2 separate regions of the Homo sapiens genome follow, and region 1 is linked to region 2. A link is a contact called in ENCODE Hi-C data. All regions are on one chromosome and are shown on one strand. The core of a region is the stretch at or near the end of the contact, and the rest is flanking DNA. Distances in the headings are between cores, read along the strand shown. Region 1 holds the start of LIMS1 (LIM zinc finger domain containing 1). Region 2 holds the start of UXS1 (UDP-glucuronate decarboxylase 1).

What was found. Hi-C counts contacts between places; a loop is a spot of excess contacts on that map. Pooled maps may share reads with other maps.
Region 1: a pooled map shows a loop between it and region 2 (10-fold over the local background). The contact joins the promoter of LIMS1 here to the promoter of UXS1 in region 2. A Hi-C loop is called at or near these places in 5 of 50 pooled maps.

Annotation. Positions count from the first base shown.
Region 1 is chr2:108,530,886-108,536,212 of GRCh38, reverse strand. LIMS1 (LIM zinc finger domain containing 1) reads right to left here and starts at 1,743. Exons shown (of 10, transcript NM_001193483.3): 1 at 1,619-1,743. The coding sequence starts at 1,650. It overlaps GCC2-AS1 (GCC2 antisense RNA 1), which reads left to right and starts at 1,994. Exons shown (of 3, transcript NR_135290.1): 1 at 1,994-2,384. RefSeq lists silencers at 1,498-2,097, 2,586-2,880.
Region 2 is chr2:106,191,236-106,196,664 of GRCh38, reverse strand. It overlaps UXS1 (UDP-glucuronate decarboxylase 1), which reads left to right and starts at 2,364. Exons shown (of 15, transcript NM_001253875.2): 1 at 2,364-2,517. The coding sequence starts at 2,424. RefSeq lists a silencer at 2,282-2,891 and an enhancer at 3,222-3,271.

The sequences.
Region 1 (5,327 bases), core at 494-2,993, 2.3 Mb before region 2:
CCCTCCAAAAAGTAAATTACTAATGGTAAATTCAGGATGGGAAGGGGATAGGATGCGGAGAGACACTGGACCAGAGAGGTTTGAAGGTCTTAAAAGGAAACTATTATCTCCTTTATTACACTACATATCCGTTATTCTTAATATCTCACAAATACTTTAAATTTTATATCAACTTACTAGTCAATACTTTTTTTTAAGGAAAAAAGTCCATGATGAAGGAGTACAAATTATTGTTATCAAATCTTGAGCTTTGACTCTTTTTTGTTACTTGTGACCAAATGGCAGGCGTGCACTTCTGTAATAGAGCGATGAGCTGAATTAACTTGCTTGTGTCATGAAATACCATTTTTACGGGAAAGAACAACTGACAAACTAGGGTTATTTAAACCTGTATTGCCGGACACTTCCTTGAAACTGAACAAAGTGAGTCTGTCACTTTGAGGAAAACAATTGACAATATTTTGCTCCCAATGATAAAAAGCAAGCTTTCAACCGAAAATGAGAATTTTGGAAAACTTGTAAACACCACCTTGTATCTGACGGCTTTTAACATAAAGACTTTCCTAATGAAATCAATAGCGATGGTAACGAATGTTATTCGGCGCTATTAATGAAATGCGTCAGCTTGAGATCTGCCAAACTCAGTGAGCCAATATCTTCCAAACGACAAATATATGGTGTTACAATGGGTAACAGCTGCATTCAAACTGCAAGACAGACCAAGGAATTTTAACGTAACTGTGTGCAAAGGCCACTGACAGGAGCTTTAGCTGCATTCAAACTGCAAGACAGACCAAGGAATTTTAACGAAACTGTGTGAAAAGTCCGCTGACAGTAGCTTCAGATTCCACGTCCAAACCAGCCTTTGAGAAACTTCCACTTACGTAGTTTTGGTGTAGTAATAAAGAATACCCATAATTATCTGAAACAGCTATTAAGACAGTACTCACTTTTCCAACTACACATCTGTGTAAGATCAGATTTTCTTCATATAAAAACATACCGCAACAGACTGAACTGCAAAGGAGATGGGAGAACGTAGTTGTCTCTACTAAGTCAGACAACTCAAGAGATTCGCAAACTGTAAAGGACGCCAGTCGTCCCACGAACTCTTTTGTTTTAGCAAAACCCTATGTTGCATAAAAATGTGGTATGTACGTTAACATACCACGGATTTATTCAATGAGTTAATAGTAACTTCAGTGTCTCGGTTTTCCTTTCTAGTACAGTCTATGGAGATAGCCACCATTCCAGGTCCTCTAGTCCCAAGAGGGGTCCTGAGACCAAGACGTCTGCGACCCGCTGATCCCTACTGCTAGAAGATAAATGATTAGCTCGGCAAATACTGATTTGTCTTATGGAACTCTCGGAGCAGCGGGGCGGCGTCAGCGCCTGTGCCACCGCGGACACCCGGGAGTGAACAGCAGCCGTCTCCTCCGCGGGCCCGGACGCAGCCACGCCGCCACCCGAGCGCTGGGGGTCGGGGCTCCGGCCGACCGGGGGAGGCCGCGGGGAAAGCCCGGCCGCCCGCCCGCGCCAGGCCCGGCCCGGCCCGGCCCGAAGGCCCGCCGGGAGCTGCGGGGCGGACGTGGCGGGGGCCGCGCGGTGCGGCCCGTACCTGTGGGTCATCCCGGCCGCCACGCCCAGCATCTCTCCGCTTTCGGCCGCCGCCGTCTCTCAGCCCCTCGTCTCCCGGCGCCGCTCCAGCCGCGTCCTAGTCCCTCGCCGCCGCGGCCGGCTACTGGCGGGCCCGGAGCAGGAAGGGGAGGAAGGCCAGGGGCCGGCCGCGCGGGGGCGCGGGAGGGGGGGGAAGGCGAGGCGGGCCGCGCGGGAAGGCGGGGGAGGGGCGGGAGCGGCTGGGCAAGGAGGGGCGGGGACTGGCGGGGCGGGCGCCGAAGGGCGCGGACTGGAGAGGTAGGCGCGGGGGGGCGGGGCGTTGCGGGGCGGGGCGCGCATCAGACCCCGCCCCAACCCGTGGCTCGGGCCCGCCCCCATTTCAGCACCCCAGGCTAGTCTGGGAGGCTGGCGCAAACGCAGCGGGTGGCTGGGGTAGGGGCTCATTGGGAGCCCACGGAGCGCGGCGGCGGCTCGGGGGCCGAGTTCCCTACAACAAGGATGGCGGTGACGGGCGCAGGGAGCGGGGCCCGGCTCTCCTTGCCTCGAGGCTCCTCTGATTCCACTCGCGTGGCTGCGCGGCCCTGGCAGCGGCCTTCGTCCCGGGGGTGGGAGCTACACAGGGTTCCGCCCCGTCCTGGCGAGGACGCCTGAGGGGGCTCTGTGGTAAGGCTCTGTCGGGCAGGCCGGGCTTCCGGGAGGACCTGGTCTGGATCGGTCACCGCTGGGTGCCTGAGCTCCGCATGGAGCCTGCAGCCTTTGTTTAACTTGTGAGTTAAGAAAAGTTAACCTTTCTTGGAGAGTTTCCAGTCTTGCCTCTGCATCCTGTTCTTCCTTGCTAGCTCTCATTTTCTTCACCCATTCCGTCTATCAAAACCTGAAATTTTGGGGCCGGCGCAGTGGCTCACGCCTGTAATCCCAGCACTTTGGGAGGCTGAGGCAGGCGGATCACCTGAGGTCAGGAGTTCGAGACCAGCCTGACCAACATGGAGAAACCCCGTCTCTACTAAAAATACAAAATTAGCCGGGCGTGGTGGTGGCACATGCCTGTAATCCCAGCTACTCGAGAGGCTGAGGCAGGAGAATCGCTTGAACTTGGGAGGCGGAGCTTGTGGTGAGCTGGGAGATCGCGCCACTGCACTCCAGCCTAGGTAACAGGCTCCGTCCCAAAAAAAAAAAAAAAAAAAAGTGAAATCTCCAAAGGATTTAATAGATTTAATAGATAAGACAAGTTATTCATCCTGGGCATAAATGATCTCTCTCAGGATACCTGATTCTGTAACTATAGCTACTCTCTAGTAATAGAATGAAAACTTTGGTCTCCTGCCAGTCGAGGCATGTCGGAGGAAAACACTGGATCTATTTGATGTCCTCACATGAAAGTAAATTCCAAACAAAGCAAATAGTTAAATGTTCAAAAAACAAAAAAAAAAAAAAAAAAAAAGAGAGAGGTTATGAAAATACCAGAAGAAAACAAGGGAAAAAAACAAAAGTAAGGTTGGAGTGGTGAGAGACTTTTCAAAGAGCATATAAACCATAAAATTAAAAATTGATAAATGTAGGCCGGGCACGGTGACTCACGCGTGTAATCCCAGCACTTGGAGAGGCTGAGGTGAGTGGATCACCTGAGGTCAGGAGTTTGAGACCAGCCTGACCAACATGGTGAAACCCCGTCTCTAATAAAAATACAAAAATTTCACCGGTTGTGGTGGCGGGGTTCCTGTAATCCCAGCTACTTGGGAGGCTGAGGCAGGAGAATTACTTGAACCTGGGAGACAGAGGTTGCAGTGAGCCGAGATCGCGCCATTGCAGTCCAGCCTGGGCGACAGAGCAAGACTCTGTCTCTAAATAAATAAATAAAAATTGATAAATGTAACTACATAGAAATCTAAATTTTCTGCATAGCAAATAAATATAACAAACCCCAACCAAGAAAAATATTTGTAAAATGTATGACAAAAAGTTCTAAATTATTAAAAAAGTTCTAATTATTAAAAAAATCAGTACAAAAATGTTCAACTCAGAGAAAAACAGGTTTCTACAGAAAAATACAAATGATTTCTTAAAGTATCATAAAACAAAAATAAAATACAATTTTTCACAAATGCAAAGATGAAAAGTTTGACTATATATTGTTTTGATGAGGATATAGGGAAACCCTTTTTTCCTCCCCTAGAGGAGGCCTCTCTATGTTACCCACACTGGTCTTGAACTCTTGGACTTCAACTATCCTTTTGAATAGCAGGGTTTACGAGTGCACGTCAGCATGCCTGGCTAATTTATTGTTGATAGGAGTATAAATCCATACACGCTTTGTAAAGAACAAGTGGGCAATAGCTATCAATGTAAAATTCAGCTCTTCTTTGACCCAAGATATTCATATTTTGGAATTTATCTTACAAATGTATTCTTATATGTACACCAAAAGAATGTACAAATTTGGGCATGGTGGCTCACACCTGTAATCCCAGCACTTTTGGAGGTCGAAGCAGGAGGATCCCTTGAGGTTAGGAGTCCAAGACCAGCCTGGGAAGAAAAGGGAGACCCCCCTGCCTTGTCTCTACAAAAAAAAAAAATTAAAAATTAGCTGGGCATGGTGGCGTGCACCTGTAGTTCCAGCCAGCTATAATTGCACCACTGCACTGCAGCCTGGGTGACAGAGTGAGACCCCGATTCAAAAAAAAAAAAAAAAGAAAAAAGAAAGAACAAATTTTAAAGGTCCCTAGGCAACTATCTGTACACTAAATGACATCACTGAAATTTACTTTAAAATGTAGGGGTGGGGAATGTGGGTTGATAACTTGAAACTACCTCATAAATACATTACATTCTTTATATTAGCTTGTCTACTTTAGTGTATATGTGAACATTTCTGTAATAAAAAAGTTTTTTAAAATTGAAAATGGCCGCGCGGTGGCTCAGGCCTGTAATTCCAGCACTCTGGGAGGCCAAGGCAGACAGATCATGAGGTCAGGAGATTGAGACCGTCCTGGCTAACACGGTGAAACCCCGTCTCTACTAAAAAAAAAAAAAAAAAAATGCTGGGCATGATGGTGTGCGCCTGTAGTCCCAGCTACTTGGGAGGCTGAGGCAGGAGAATGGCGTGAATCCAGGAGGCGGAACTTGCAATGAGCCTGTAGCAGGATGAGCCGCAGACAAAACTCCTCAGACTCCGAGTTGAAGGAAGGGGTTTATCTGGCCGGGGGCATCAGCAAGTCTCCTGTCTCAAGGGCCAAGCACCCCGAGTGAGCAATTCCTGTCCTTTTTAAGGGCTCACAACTCTAAGGGGGTGTACGTGAGAGGGTCGTGATCGATTGAGCAAGCAGGGGGTACGTGAGTGGAGGCTGCATGCACCAGTAATTAGACCGGAACAAAACAGGATAGGGATTTTCACAGTGCTTTTCTATACAGTGTCTGTAATCTATAGATAACATAACTGATTAGGTCAGAGGTCGATCTTTAACTACCAGGCCTAGGGTGTGGGGCCGGGCTGTCTGCTTGTGGATTTCATTTCTGCCTTTTAGTTTTTACTTTTTCTTTCTTTAGAGGCAGAAATTGGGCATAAGACAATATGAGGGGTGGTCTCCTGCCTTATTCCTCCCCTTTGAGACTCTCACTCAATAGTAGGAGTTTTCACTTTCATTTTCTTATCTATGTCTTCCTGCAAGACAGATCGATAGTGATTCATTCATATAGTACACTTCTGCTGAAGC
Region 2 (5,429 bases), core at 1,115-3,614:
TTTCTCCACTCCTTAGGCTTTAAACACTTTAGAAGTCATATTACAATTCATTTTTTAATTACCCTGAGTGTCAAAAACACTACCTTTGTAACTTGTTCAAAAATATGTAATCGCTCAAAAATATTGTTGTTAACCTATCCACTGGAAATATGAGGGGGTTGACAGTAAGGGGAGGGAGCAGGGAGGGATGAGCCCAGAACCTGCGGGGGAAGTGGGGATGGGCTGGGAAGAAACAAGGGGGTCTGGGAAGAAACAAGAGAGGCAAGGAGCACAGGGAAATGGTGCTGCCTACGCCCAAGATCCCCGGAGGAGCTTGGAGGGTCTCTTTGGCATCTCCCTCCCTCAGGCCTTCTTACCTCCACTGGGTGCACACTTACTATTGCTTACTTTTTAATTCTGGCTGCGGCTGAGCAAGACACCAGTGTCCTGGGACACCAACCGCCTTCTGGGTGGCAATAATGACAGCAGCAGCTATTTCAACTGCAGCTGCTAACGGTATTTCCATATACTTAATCCCACAGGGCAGAAGTTGGCAGTAGTGTCCAGCAGCAGAAAAAAATGCTAACTGGGAATGCTGGGCTTAAGGAGTTTAGTACAGAAATGGCAAATACCCCACAATTTCTGACCTTTGTCGTCTAATAGGATACCTATCAACTAAACCCTACCTAAAACCTAAAATGCTTGAAATCCGCCTAGAAGCTTCAGTCTGATTTTGCCCATAGGTCAAATGTTAATGAACTATTATTTTCTTCCATTTCTGCTCCTCATCTTTAATCTAAAAACCACGGAGTCATGGAATGGGAAAGGCCTAGAGCTCCACTTGCTCTAGTTCTCTTTTCAAAAACCATAGCCAGAAAGCCACGAGGAAATGCAGACTTACAAACAAAATCGATTTGTTCCAAACTGGTGTGCTCTGGGGGCCTGGCCCCTCTGGGAACCCAGGACTCAGGCTCCCATGCCAGGTGTTTTGTCACTTGGCAGCCTCCTTGGACACGTCAGAGTCAGGGAGCTGGGCTTCTCGAAAGAAGTCCACTCCATCTATGGGCAGCATGCATAGCAGGGGCAATCCGCCTTAGCAAACCGCTCAGTGTTTCCTCCTAGTCAGGGATTCTCAACAGGTTTAGGGGAGGGGTAGGATGGAGGTAGGTTTTATCAGAATCACATCATTTGCACTATAGTTTGAAAGATGTAACATAAAGCTGCTGCTTTAGTACCAGCTGCCATATTTCCTTTTCTTGGAGGTTTCTAATAAATCTAAAGGAGGGTGATCTATTAAGTTTTGCAAAATGGCCTGAGGTTCCAAGAGGTAGGAGAGCCGCTGCTGACTTCAACTTCTCCGTATAGCTGAAGATGACCTCTTGAAGCCTGCAGATCCCAAATCCGGGATCTCTCTTAATGTGGCATCACACACATCTGTGTGTACCTGTCTTTTTTTCCTCCATGGGACCAGCTCTCTCCAGATCCAATGACAAGCTTCCGATTATCTGTGGATCTTCTGATACATCTCCTTGCTTGTAATCATCATTCAGTAAATGCTTTTTAAACACAGGTACCTCCTATGCAATCAGTACAGCACTCATAAAACAGATATACTCAACAAAAAGATTGAATGAAACACACACGACAACATGGTCAGGGTTTTTCTCTAGGCAGAGACAGCGCAATTTCATCTTTTCTTTTCCAAGTCTATCCTAAATTAATATACTTAGCACTGCTTTTTAAAATAATAATAAAAGACTATTATTAAAACAAAGGCACCCCAGTTGATCATAGCCAAGGAAAAAAAACGCAGCCAGTTTTTACTTCGGCAAGGTTTAGGGGATTTATCATTTTCGCTGCCGATATTCTAACTAAAAAAAGCCAACTAAACAGCCCAGAGAACGAGGCAACTTTCTGAGGCAGGCATTCAACTTCTAAGGCTCGGCCAAGTTTAGCAAATAAGTTTCGTTTCACTGCAACACCGGAATGCCCACCGCGTGCCCCCCTCCGGGCGGGGCTCGGAAACTGGCCACTGCAGTCGTGCCCTTGGGTTGGGGACGCACCTCAGCGAAACGAATCCAGCCGCACCTCCCGGCTGGCACCCGCGCGCTTTAACTCAGGGAAAACAGACCGGAACGCGCATGCGCCGCGGCGCGCCGCACCGCCCACCAGCCCTCCAGGTCACATTCTTCGAAAACCAAGGCAAGAAAGGCGGCAACTGCGCCTGCGGGTAGAGAAGCCGGAGGGGCGGGGGCGGAGCCGGAGGAAGGGGGTGGAGGCGCGCCTGCGCGGTGATCCCGCCAGCAGGAAGCAGGCGCGCGGGGGCGGGGGCGCGCGGCGGCAGGAGGCGGGGCTCTCGGGGCCGCTGCCGCCGCCGCCGCCGCGCATTGTGCAGCAGGCGGGCCCCCGCGCGGTAGGGCCCTGGACCCGCGCGGCTCCCGGGGATGGTGAGCAAGGCGCTGCTGCGCCTCGTGTCTGCCGTCAACCGCAGGAGGATGAAGCTGCTGCTGGGCATCGCCTTGCTGGCCTACGTCGCCTGTGAGTGCGCGCCCGCTGCCAGCTGGGGAGCCCCATTCATTCCCCGGCGCCGCGGTGGGCCGGGCGGCGGTGGTTCGGGGCCCCGAGGCGGCCCTGCAGCCCCGCGTTGCTCCCCGCCCCGGGCGGGGCCGGCGCTTTCTGCTCCCACCCCTTTCCACTCTTGCAGCAAAGCGGGCCAACTTGGGCGCACACCCCCTACCGCTTAGGCCCGGGCGCGGACCCCGGGCGGAGGGGCCCCTAGCAGTCCTCGGGCGGCCCCAGGTCTCTGCCTCCTGCCCGGGCGCGGGGGACTCGGCGGCGGCGCTGTCGTCCATGTCGCGCTGGGAGCCGGCGAGGGTCCCGGTCGGGGACTCCGGAGCGTGCCGCGTGGGGATACCCTTGGGGACAGCCGAGGTCGCGCCGCGGTGTCGGTTAAGTCGGATAAAAATACTGTGGCCATTGGCAGAGCCCCCGCTCCGACTGTTTGCTCCTCAGGAAAATTACTCAGCGTTTAACTCTTGGGGAGCCAAGTGTGGGCGGCTCCCCGGCCCGCGGCCGTGCCCAGGTGTCGGGGCGCACCGGCATCCCCATTCTAGGTTTTCCCCCGGGGCTCGGCGGCCGGGCGAAGCAGGCAGGCAGCTGGGTGGCCGGGCAGGGCGTGCCTGCAGCTTCTCTGTGCGCGGGTCCAGTTTCTGTCATCGCTCACAGCATGCTGCCTGGAGACAGGGCAGGAGGGGCACTTCGCAGGCAGGTGGTCGGCCCTCTGCTTGTTAGGGAAGTCAGAAACCGTCCTTTTAAAGATCTATTCGTTGGGAATGTTTTAATTGATGCTATTAATACGTTACCAAGTAGCAAAATTGGACTAGAAATAGCTCCCAGTGTGAGCTGCGTTTGAATGCTAGCCACCCAGACACACACTGAAATGAAATCACCTGCTAACCTGTTGGCGTTACCAAGATCTGATTCCAGAGGTGAGTGGGTACTTCACTTGTCTGAAGTGACTTCAGTTGAGCTCTAGGAAGGCAAGTATGAGTAGATCCAGCCTGTGTGCTACAGCCCAGCTGTTCAGGAGGTGGAGCTGGAAAACCCCAGCAGGACTCCGGGTTGCTAGGGGAGGTTTCAGGCGTCGGATGGGTGTTAGATGTGTGTAGTTTTGCAAGGGAGGAAGAACTAGTCTAAAGTGTGTGTGTGGTCAATCTTGAGTAAGAAAGCTGAGACCCAAGAGGAAAGACCATTTAAAGTTGAATAACTATTATTATGGCAGTAATACTACCTACATTTGTTGAGTGCTTAACTGTGTGAGTCATGATTCTTAGTGCCATTGTCTCAATCATTGAGCAACCCTGGGAAATCGGTACTATAATGATTCCTATTTTAGAGGTGAGGAAGTTAAGGCCAAGAGAGATTAGGAAATTTATGGATGATCACACAGATAGTAAGAGAAGGAGGGCCAAAATTTGAACCCAGAAAGGCCTGGGAGCAGGAGCTAGAACCCAGGTCTTCGAACAGCAGTTTCAATGTTTATTTTGGGGGTATTCTATAGTCGCTGCAAGGGTTTAGAATTAATAAAGTAGGGGATTTATGGAGCCATGGGAAGTTTTTTTTTTTTTTTTGAGACGGAGTCTCGCTCTGTTCAGCCCAGGCTGGAGTGCAGGGGCGCGATCTCGGCTCACTGCACGCTCCACCTCCCGGGTTCACGCCATTCTCCTGCCTCAGCCTCCCAAGTAACTGGGACTACAGGCACCCGCCACCACGCCCGGCTAATTTTTTGTATTTTTAGTAGAGACGGGGTTTCACCATGTTAGCCAGGATGGTCTCGATCTCCTGACCTCGTGATCCGCCTGCCTCGGCCTCCCAAAGTGCTGGGATTACAGGCGTAAGCCACCGCTCCCAGCAGGAAAGTTTTTTAACCAATCATTCATCTGACCAGGAAATCTTACCAAGTCCTTACTGTTGTCCCTGAATTTGGCACTAGGAGACACCATGGGGTGCTAAAACTTAACTGGTCTGTGCTGTGATGGTACAGACCCTATACCACATAGTGTAGCACGTTGATTCTCAGACTTAAGCATGCATCAGAATCAGTAGGGTTTTTTTTAAAAAACACAGACTGCTTGTCTCCCACCTCAAGTTTCTGATTCAGTTGGTCTGGGATGTGGCCTGAGAATCTGCATCACTAATAGGTTGTTCTGTATGCTGTTGCTGTGACCTGACACCACTTTGAGACCCACTGGCCAAGATGGTGAGGTGGGCATGAATTGGAAATGAAGGTTAAATTACAAACTGGTGTGAGGAAAAGGAATGCATGAGAACTATGCCAGGAACTCCTGAGTGAGAGCAATCAGGTACGTTTGTTTTGTTGAGGAATCAAAAGTGAGCTGAGAATGGACGGCTTATGTAGGAGTTAACAGGGAAGTCATAGGAGAGAGCGTGTTCTAGGAGGAGCAGTGTGTGCAGAGGTCCTGCGGCAGCCAAGAGCAGGCAGTATTCTAGGAATGCAAAGAAGGATGGTATTGTTGGAGTGTGAAAACAAAATTACAGCCATGAGGCTGCCCAGGCAGACAGGGGCCAGAGCAGGCAAGCAGGCAGGCAGGCCTGGGGTGCAGCCCACGACATGGTTGATTTTAGCTATGAGGGGTTTAACACAGGGTGGAGGCAGTGTTAATAAGGAGCAGGTATGCTAAGTCTGAGCCACTCTGCAGGGAAAAATGTTACAGGGCTTGTGATTGATAACACCGAAGGACACTGAAAATGTAGTCCCTCAACCGTGATGTCTGTGTTTTCTAATCTCTGCTTTTCCTAATTAGTAATCTTGCCCTCCCTGTTACAAGTAAAATCTCACCACTGTTTGAAAAAACTGTCCATACTTCCCAATTATATACACCCTCACTGTTAGCCAGCCTCCGTTGCAGAAATGCCCTCCCTGTTTCGGG